Linked DNA regions of Homo sapiens: region 2 is linked to region 1. The links are chromatin contacts, found by Hi-C or POLR2A ChIA-PET in ENCODE. All regions are on one chromosome and are shown on one strand. Each heading gives the region's core, a stretch centred on a gene start or an enhancer-like site at or near the end of the contact. The rest is flanking DNA. Distances are from core to core; before and after follow the strand shown. Region 1 overlaps KIAA1671. Region 2 holds the start of CRYBB3 (crystallin beta B3).

The links. Hi-C counts contacts between places; a loop is a spot of excess contacts on that map. ChIA-PET counts read pairs that join two places held with the same protein, here RNA polymerase II (POLR2A). Pooled maps may share reads with other maps.
Region 2: a map of CD4-positive, alpha-beta memory T cell shows a loop between it and region 1 (15-fold over the local background). The contact joins the promoter of CRYBB3 here to the enhancer-like site in region 1. A Hi-C loop is called at or near these places in 2 of 168 maps with a recorded cell type or tissue (CD4-positive, alpha-beta memory T cell and endothelial cell of umbilical vein) and 9 of 50 pooled maps. POLR2A ChIA-PET finds 5 or more read pairs at or near these places in 1 of 52 experiments (activated naive CD4-positive, alpha-beta T cell).

Annotation. Positions count from the first base shown.
Region 1 is chr22:25,128,851-25,132,144 of GRCh38, reverse strand. The region is part of intron 6 of KIAA1671; the gene reads right to left. Among named protein-coding and RNA genes, the nearest start is that of KIAA1671-AS1, 18 kb to the right of the region's middle. Within about 2 kb of position 1,349, at least 7 of the 41 ENCODE cell types and tissues checked have a DNase peak (open chromatin) inside an H3K27ac peak, as active enhancers do.
Region 2 is chr22:25,198,545-25,201,979 of GRCh38, reverse strand. It overlaps CRYBB3 (crystallin beta B3), which reads right to left and starts at 2,122. Exons shown (of 6, transcript NM_004076.5): 1 at 2,071-2,122; 2 at 509-603. The coding sequence starts at 583.

The sequences.
Region 1 (3,294 bases), core at 100-2,599:
AAGTTGCATTGATTTAAAACAAGTGGGGATCCAAGAAGGGACAAATGTGTCTGTTTTCTTTGAAAAGTGTGACTTCAATCAATTCTGGGAATAATATAACAGCACTCATAAACATCTCCCAGACAATTACCACAGCCATCACCACCACCATAATCACAACAACAATGGCTAACAGGTGTTCCTAATGGCCAATGCTGCGCTAAAGAGTTTCACACCCATCAACTCGTGTCAATCTTACAACTCTATGCGGTTATGCCCCGGCCATCCCCTTCAGAGGGGAAGACAGTGAGGCACCAAGGGGCAAAGTAACCTGCCCACAGCCACCCAGCCGGCAGATGGCAGAGCTGGGATCTGAACAGGGAACCAGCCTGCTCCCAACCTGAGATGCTTCAGTGAGAAGAAGGATGGCATCACCCTGTTCTCAGACAGCACAGAAAACTGTCTCCACCACAGGGCTCCTCCCTGACCCTGCCCCACACGACAAACAAAACAGGACACATGCAACAGGCAGGCGGGCAGCCAGGGCTGAAGGTGGCCCCCAGTGTTGAATGGCTTCCCAGGGTGACATCAGCCTGAGCCCATGCAAATGGCCTGTGCGCCTGACCAGGCCAGGGACCTGAAGGGTGACTTCATCCCTAACTTTCCCTCAGGGATGAGCAGCCCCGTGCCACCTGCCAGGCCCCAGAGGGAGAAAACCTGAGCCAAAGACCCTAGTCCCCTTAGAAGCAGCAGGGACCTTGCTAGGCCCATGGGTGTGGGCACTACCTGTGAGCTGAAGAGGTACCAGGCACGTGCCGGGCACTTTGTGCATCCTAAGCCCCAAACCTGTGCAAAACTCCAGTTCTGCAGAGGGTACCATGGGGGCAGGGAGGGAAAAGGGACCTTCGCAGGCTGTAGGTGTGTTCCCTGAGCATGGCCTCAGCTCTCCAGGGCTGGAAAACACCCAGATGGCACCCTCCTCATCACTGCATGGAAATCACCATACGAAATGCTAAGAACTCTGAGTTGGAAGCCCAGTCTCTTCCAGAGCAATCCCTGTGTGTCACTGGGCAAGGCCCCCACCCTGTTTGAAAGTCTCCTCATTTCTGACTGGGGGTGGTGACCAGCACCACATCACTGGTTTTCTACTTTCTTTTCCATTTTTGAGCTTTAGAAAAAAAATCTCTTTAAGCAAAATCATATTAGTCCAATATATTAAAAACCTCAAGGAGCAACCTTGGTTTGGGGTGTGGTGGGTAAGTTATGGGAGGTGGGGCCCTGGAATCTTACCTCTGTCTTCCTGGTCACCCATGCCTTGCCCCTGACATTCAGGCATGGGACTCTAAGCCTCTAAGCTGTGCTATTTCCCCAGGAGGGACAGGCTTCGAGGGCAGTGGGGAGAGGAGCTCTCCACCCAGAGGCTGGGTCACCTGTGCTGCAGGTGCCGGGAAAGGCACAGCTCCGAGTGGAGGCCCAGACACCAAGGAAGCAGGGAGTGTAGAACTCATCTAGATGTTTACGATTCCTCACCCTTGTCTTTGACAGTGTCCCCCGCCCCTCACAGGATGGGACTTCTTTTTTTAGCAATTTGCCTGTATGGAATCTTTTCAAAGTGTTTAATTAAGTTTTCAGAGTATGACAAATCTCTTTCTCTTTGCAGTTGTATCTCATACATTTATATAACAGCTAATCGGGTTATGTAATGACGATTACAAGTAGTACAATTGGCATGAAGAGGTTTGGGATCAAATACGATGGATTCTCAGTACACATTCTTTAACCTACTCATTCATTCAAGAAATGTCTATTGAGAGCCAGAAAAGCAGGGACTAAGTGGAAAGGGGCTAAGGGAACTTTCTCTGGGAGATGAGAATGTCCTAGATCTTAACAGGGTGTGACTTACACGGGTATGTGCATTTGTCAAAACTCAAGCTATACCTTTATGATATATACCTTTTGCTGTATGTAAATCATACCTCCAAAATATTTATGTATAACAGTTTATGTATTTATTTATAATATTCTTATAAGATAGCAGTAAATATAATCATATTGATAATAATTGCTTATTTATTTAAAAAAATTTTTATAGAGCTGACATCTCACTCCGTTGCCCAGGCTGGTCTCAAACTCCTGGGCTCAAGCGAACGTCCTGCCTCAGCCTCCCAAAGTGCTGGGATGACAGGCATGGGCCACTGCACCCTGTCTGTTAATAAGCACTTTTAGAGCCAACTATGTGCCAGGCACTGTTCTATGAGCATTGTATACGTCAACAGATGTATTCTTCACAACATGTCCATAACATATTGTTATTTTCTCCATTTTAGAGCTAGGGAAATTGTTGGGCATGGTAACCTGCACCTATAATCATAGCTACTTGGGAGGCTGAGGCAGGAAGAGTCCTTGAACCCAGGAGTTCTAGCCTGAAGTAAGTGAGCTAAGATCATGCCACTGCACTCCAGCCTGGGGAACAGGGCAAGACCCTGTCTCAAAAAAAAAAAAAAAAGGAAAAGAGAAAAGAAAGGAGGAGGAAACTGAAGCACAAATGCCATCAAGCAAGCTGCTTAAGTCACATGCTGGTAGATTGCAAAGCTGGGAAAAGCTGTGATTCAAACCCAGGCCTTCTGGCTCCAGAATCTGTGGGTTTTTTTTTTTTTTCAGATGGAGTCTTGCTCTTGTTGCCCAGGCTGGTGTGCAATGGTACGATCTCGGCTCACTGAAACCTCTGCCTCCCGGGTTCAAGTGATTCGCCTGCCTCAGCCTTCCGAGTAGCTGGTATTACAGGTGCATGACACCATGCCCAGCTAATTTTTGTATTTTTAGTAGAGATGGGGTTTCACCATGTTGGCCAGGCTGGTCTCGAACTCTTGACCTCATGATCCGCCTCCCAAAGTGCTGGGATTACAGGCGTGAGCCAACATACCCAGCCCAGAATCTGTGCTTTTAGCACTAACTAGTCTTTTTTTAACTCTGCAAAATAGGGAGCCCCCCCACCGCCCCGCCCACCATGCCGCCACCATCCTCATGGCACTCCATGCTTGGGAGAGAAACATAACAAAGGACCACTGACTTGGCTCAAAGGACTGACAGAGCACAGACAGCAGGGAGAACCCCAGCCTCTGCACCCAGGGCCCTGGCACTAAGTGCGGCTGCCTCCCTTGGTCTCCATCCTCAGGAGGATTATGAGGGTTAAGTAACGTCCAACATCAGGTATGCAAATGCACCCGGTACTGCAGCTGGCACACAGCAGGTGCTTGACAGGGGTAGGTTAGCTGCATAAATGAGCCAAGGACGGAATCCAAACCAGCTAATCAG
Region 2 (3,435 bases), core at 873-3,372, 69 kb before region 1:
GCAGAGCCAACACATTCAAACCTTCTCTCAGATTTCTAGTGTGCCTCCCTCTGCTAGCTGGCTTCACTCATGTCTTTCAGCCTTTACACCAACTCTGGGCACAATATCTGGGCACCATCCTCATTTCAAACATGGGGCTGTTGAGGCCCAGAGAGCCTCCAAACCCTGTGCCCTTTTCCCCAGAGTGGGCAAGACACCAGGCTGAGGTCAGACAGGAGAGTCAGAGCTCAGAGCCGTTTCCAGAAACCCCCGGGCCTCTCTGATCCATTGGTGCAGGCAGGATGTGGGTGACCATTTCTGTTTTGCAGACGAGGGAAGATGCAGCAAAGTCATGAAGCAAGTTTCTAACGGGAGGGTGGCAGTGAGAGGACCCACCCGGAGCGTTTTGTCCTGGCCTGGGTGGTTGGAAGGATGGCTCTTCCTTCCTGCAGAGGTGCTGCTTGGCTGGGAAGATGACCCTGAGGCCCAGGAGTAGCCTGGGCCCTCTGACCCCCTCCCTGCCCAGTACCTTGTAGCTGCCCCCAAGGTCTCCATGGCTCTTGCCAGCTGCAGCCTGTTCGGGTGCTCCGTGCTGTTCCGCCATCTCCCCAGGAACACCTCTGGCTTCAAACCAAAAGAAAATGGTTCACTGGATCCACCCGGGAGAAGCCAGGTGTTGATGTGACTGGAGTCCAGGATGAGCTACAGAGCCTTGCTGCCCATGGGGCGTGGCTGTAACTTATGATCGACATTCAGTCATTCAGCAAACATCCATTGAGCACCTGCCATGGGCCACGTGGACTGAGACAGTGGGATCAGGAGCCCCATTGTACAGAGGGGAACTCTGAGGCTCAGCAAAGTGAGGCCACTTCCTCAAGCACACAGTGAGGAAGTGGCCTGGGTCGGGCCTGGCTCCAAAGCCCGTGCCCTTTTCCCCTGATCCAGATGCTCCCCGAAACCCAGGTTTCTCAGAGCTCTCTGCAGATGTCCCACCCCCAGAACCTGGCTAAAGGGTGGGCTTCAGGGAGTTTCCTCTACAGGGGTCTCTCCCACCTCCGTACTCCAGGAACTCTTTTGTTCACTGGTTACTTTATTCAACAAATATTCCATGAGCACCTACACAGTGCCAGGCTCTGGGCTGGGTGACCAGGAGGGACAGGAGACCCCATATGTCGGGAGGTGGACAGACAGACCTCTAGAGAAAAGGCTTGTAAGACCAGGTCGTTGGACACCTGCTCCAGGTCAGTTTCCCTGCGTTCGGTTACTCATTCCTTAAGCATTTATTGAACACGACTGTGTACCAGCCACTTCAAGACCCAGACACCGACAGTTCTTCATTGCTACAGGGACAGTGACACGCAATACAGGCCCCTGCCGCAGTCACATGGAAGGATTCTCATCATTGTTGCACCCATGGACACACACAGGACTGTTCTGTTTGTCAGCACACACACATAGGTGCACACACTCGCAAAAGTTTCTATGGTCACTATCAGTTATATTTCACCCATGGGCTCACAGGACAGCTTCTTTCTCTCTCTCTCTCTCTCTCCTCACACACACACATCCCTGCCCATTTCAGACATCCACAGTGGTAAACAAGGCACCTACATCTACACCCCACATCCAACTGTTACCCACCCACGGCTCCCAGCACGGCCACCCCAGCATGCACAGCTGCACAGCCCACATACTCTGGATGTGGGCCTAACCATGCACAGCCTGCGGGCTGTCGGTTCTGTCTCTCCTAGCCTCAGCAGGAAACAGGGCTTGGTCCAGCTCACAGGGGACTCTCGGGGGACTTGGCAGGTACCATGTGTGCCCACTCCCCTCCCTCAGAGGAGCTGTTTTGGAAGGTCCCCTGCCCTAAGCACATGTCCAGGGGCTTGGACCCTGGCCACTGCAGACAAGGGTCCCTCGTTCCACCCCCAGCTGGGCTGTCAGGGTCCTCTCACTGGGACCTGACCCTTAAGGGAGGCGCTGTTTTTCTTTGCAGGCGGTCAGCCATGCGCGTCCCACAGAAACTACAAAAGGTCCGGGCCTGCCAGGGTGGCTTTTGCCTCCCCACCCCCAACCCATCCCAGAATGAACCTGTTGCTGTAGCCTCGGGAAGAACAGAGGAGCCACGGCCGTCTGCAGACTCGCCTGTCTTCGCAAGGGGCATGCTATTTATGAGCACTTTCTGACAGCCCAGCACATCCCAGCCTGCTGAGGCAGCACCCTGTCCACCCAATTCCATCCAGGCCACTTCACTCCAATAGCGGGTCCACGGAGGCCCCCAGTGCCTGTCTCCTCAGCCACCGTCTCTGATGACTTCCTGGGGACAGATGAACCTCACTGGCTTTGTGGGAAGCCCAGCAGCGCCAGGCAAGGGGCACGGTGTGCAGCTCTCCCGTGTCTCCCCACAACCACCAACTCCCTTTCTTTGGTTTCTTGGGGTCACCATTTCCTATTGAGTCACACGCAACCTTTGGAAAAATTCTAGTTCTTAAAGTGAGGGACCCCAGACACTCTCCAGTTTCCATGTGCCATGTGGCCTAAGTTTTAAGTCAGATCACGCTAACCATACTCTCCAACTTGGGCGCAAATCCACCCAACCGTTTCCATAGGATGCCGTCACAGAACTCACAGACTGACTTTCTTCATGTAGAAGACACGCACGAATAATAGCTACCATTTCTTGAACACCTACTACACGCAAGGCATTGTGCCAGCTTCACAAGCATTGTATGGAATTCTCATCCAGCCATCCTTAGGGGAGGAATTCTGATTCCACTTTATACATGGAGAAACTGAGTTCAGAGAGGTGAACCCATTTACTCAGAATCACACAGCAGAGAGAAGGGGCTGGCCTGCTCCAGGACCTGGGATCTTAGCCTCAATAGAAATAAAAGTGACCATCACAGTCAACTTATTTATGACCAAAGAAAAAAGGTAGATCCAGGTATTTTTATTTTATTTTTTAGAGATAGGTTGTTGCTACATTGCCCAGGCTGGACTCAAACTCCTGGGCTCAAGCAATCCTTTCTCCTCAGTGTCCTGAATAACCGGAACTACAGGCACGTGCCACTGCACCCAGCTTCCAGGAATTTTTTAAGTGTCTAACAAAGTATAATTTTGCCTGTAATCAATATCTAATAAGTGATTATTTTATGAATAAAATTATATTGGAGCAAAGGAGTGAGTTAACAAGGTTTTCTTTTGTTGTTGTTGGTATTTGTTTTTGGCTAAAATCCTCAAGTCAGCATAAAACCCAGTTACAGGCCGGGCGCGGTGGCTCACGCCTGTAATCCCAACACTCTGGGAGGCCGAGGCAGGCGGATCACGAAGTCAGGAGCTCGAGACCATCCTGGCTAACACGGTGAAACCCTGTCTCTACTAAAAACACAAAAAATTAGCCAGGTGTGGTGGCGGGTGCCTGTAGTCCCAGCTACATGGGAGGCTGAGGCAGGAGAA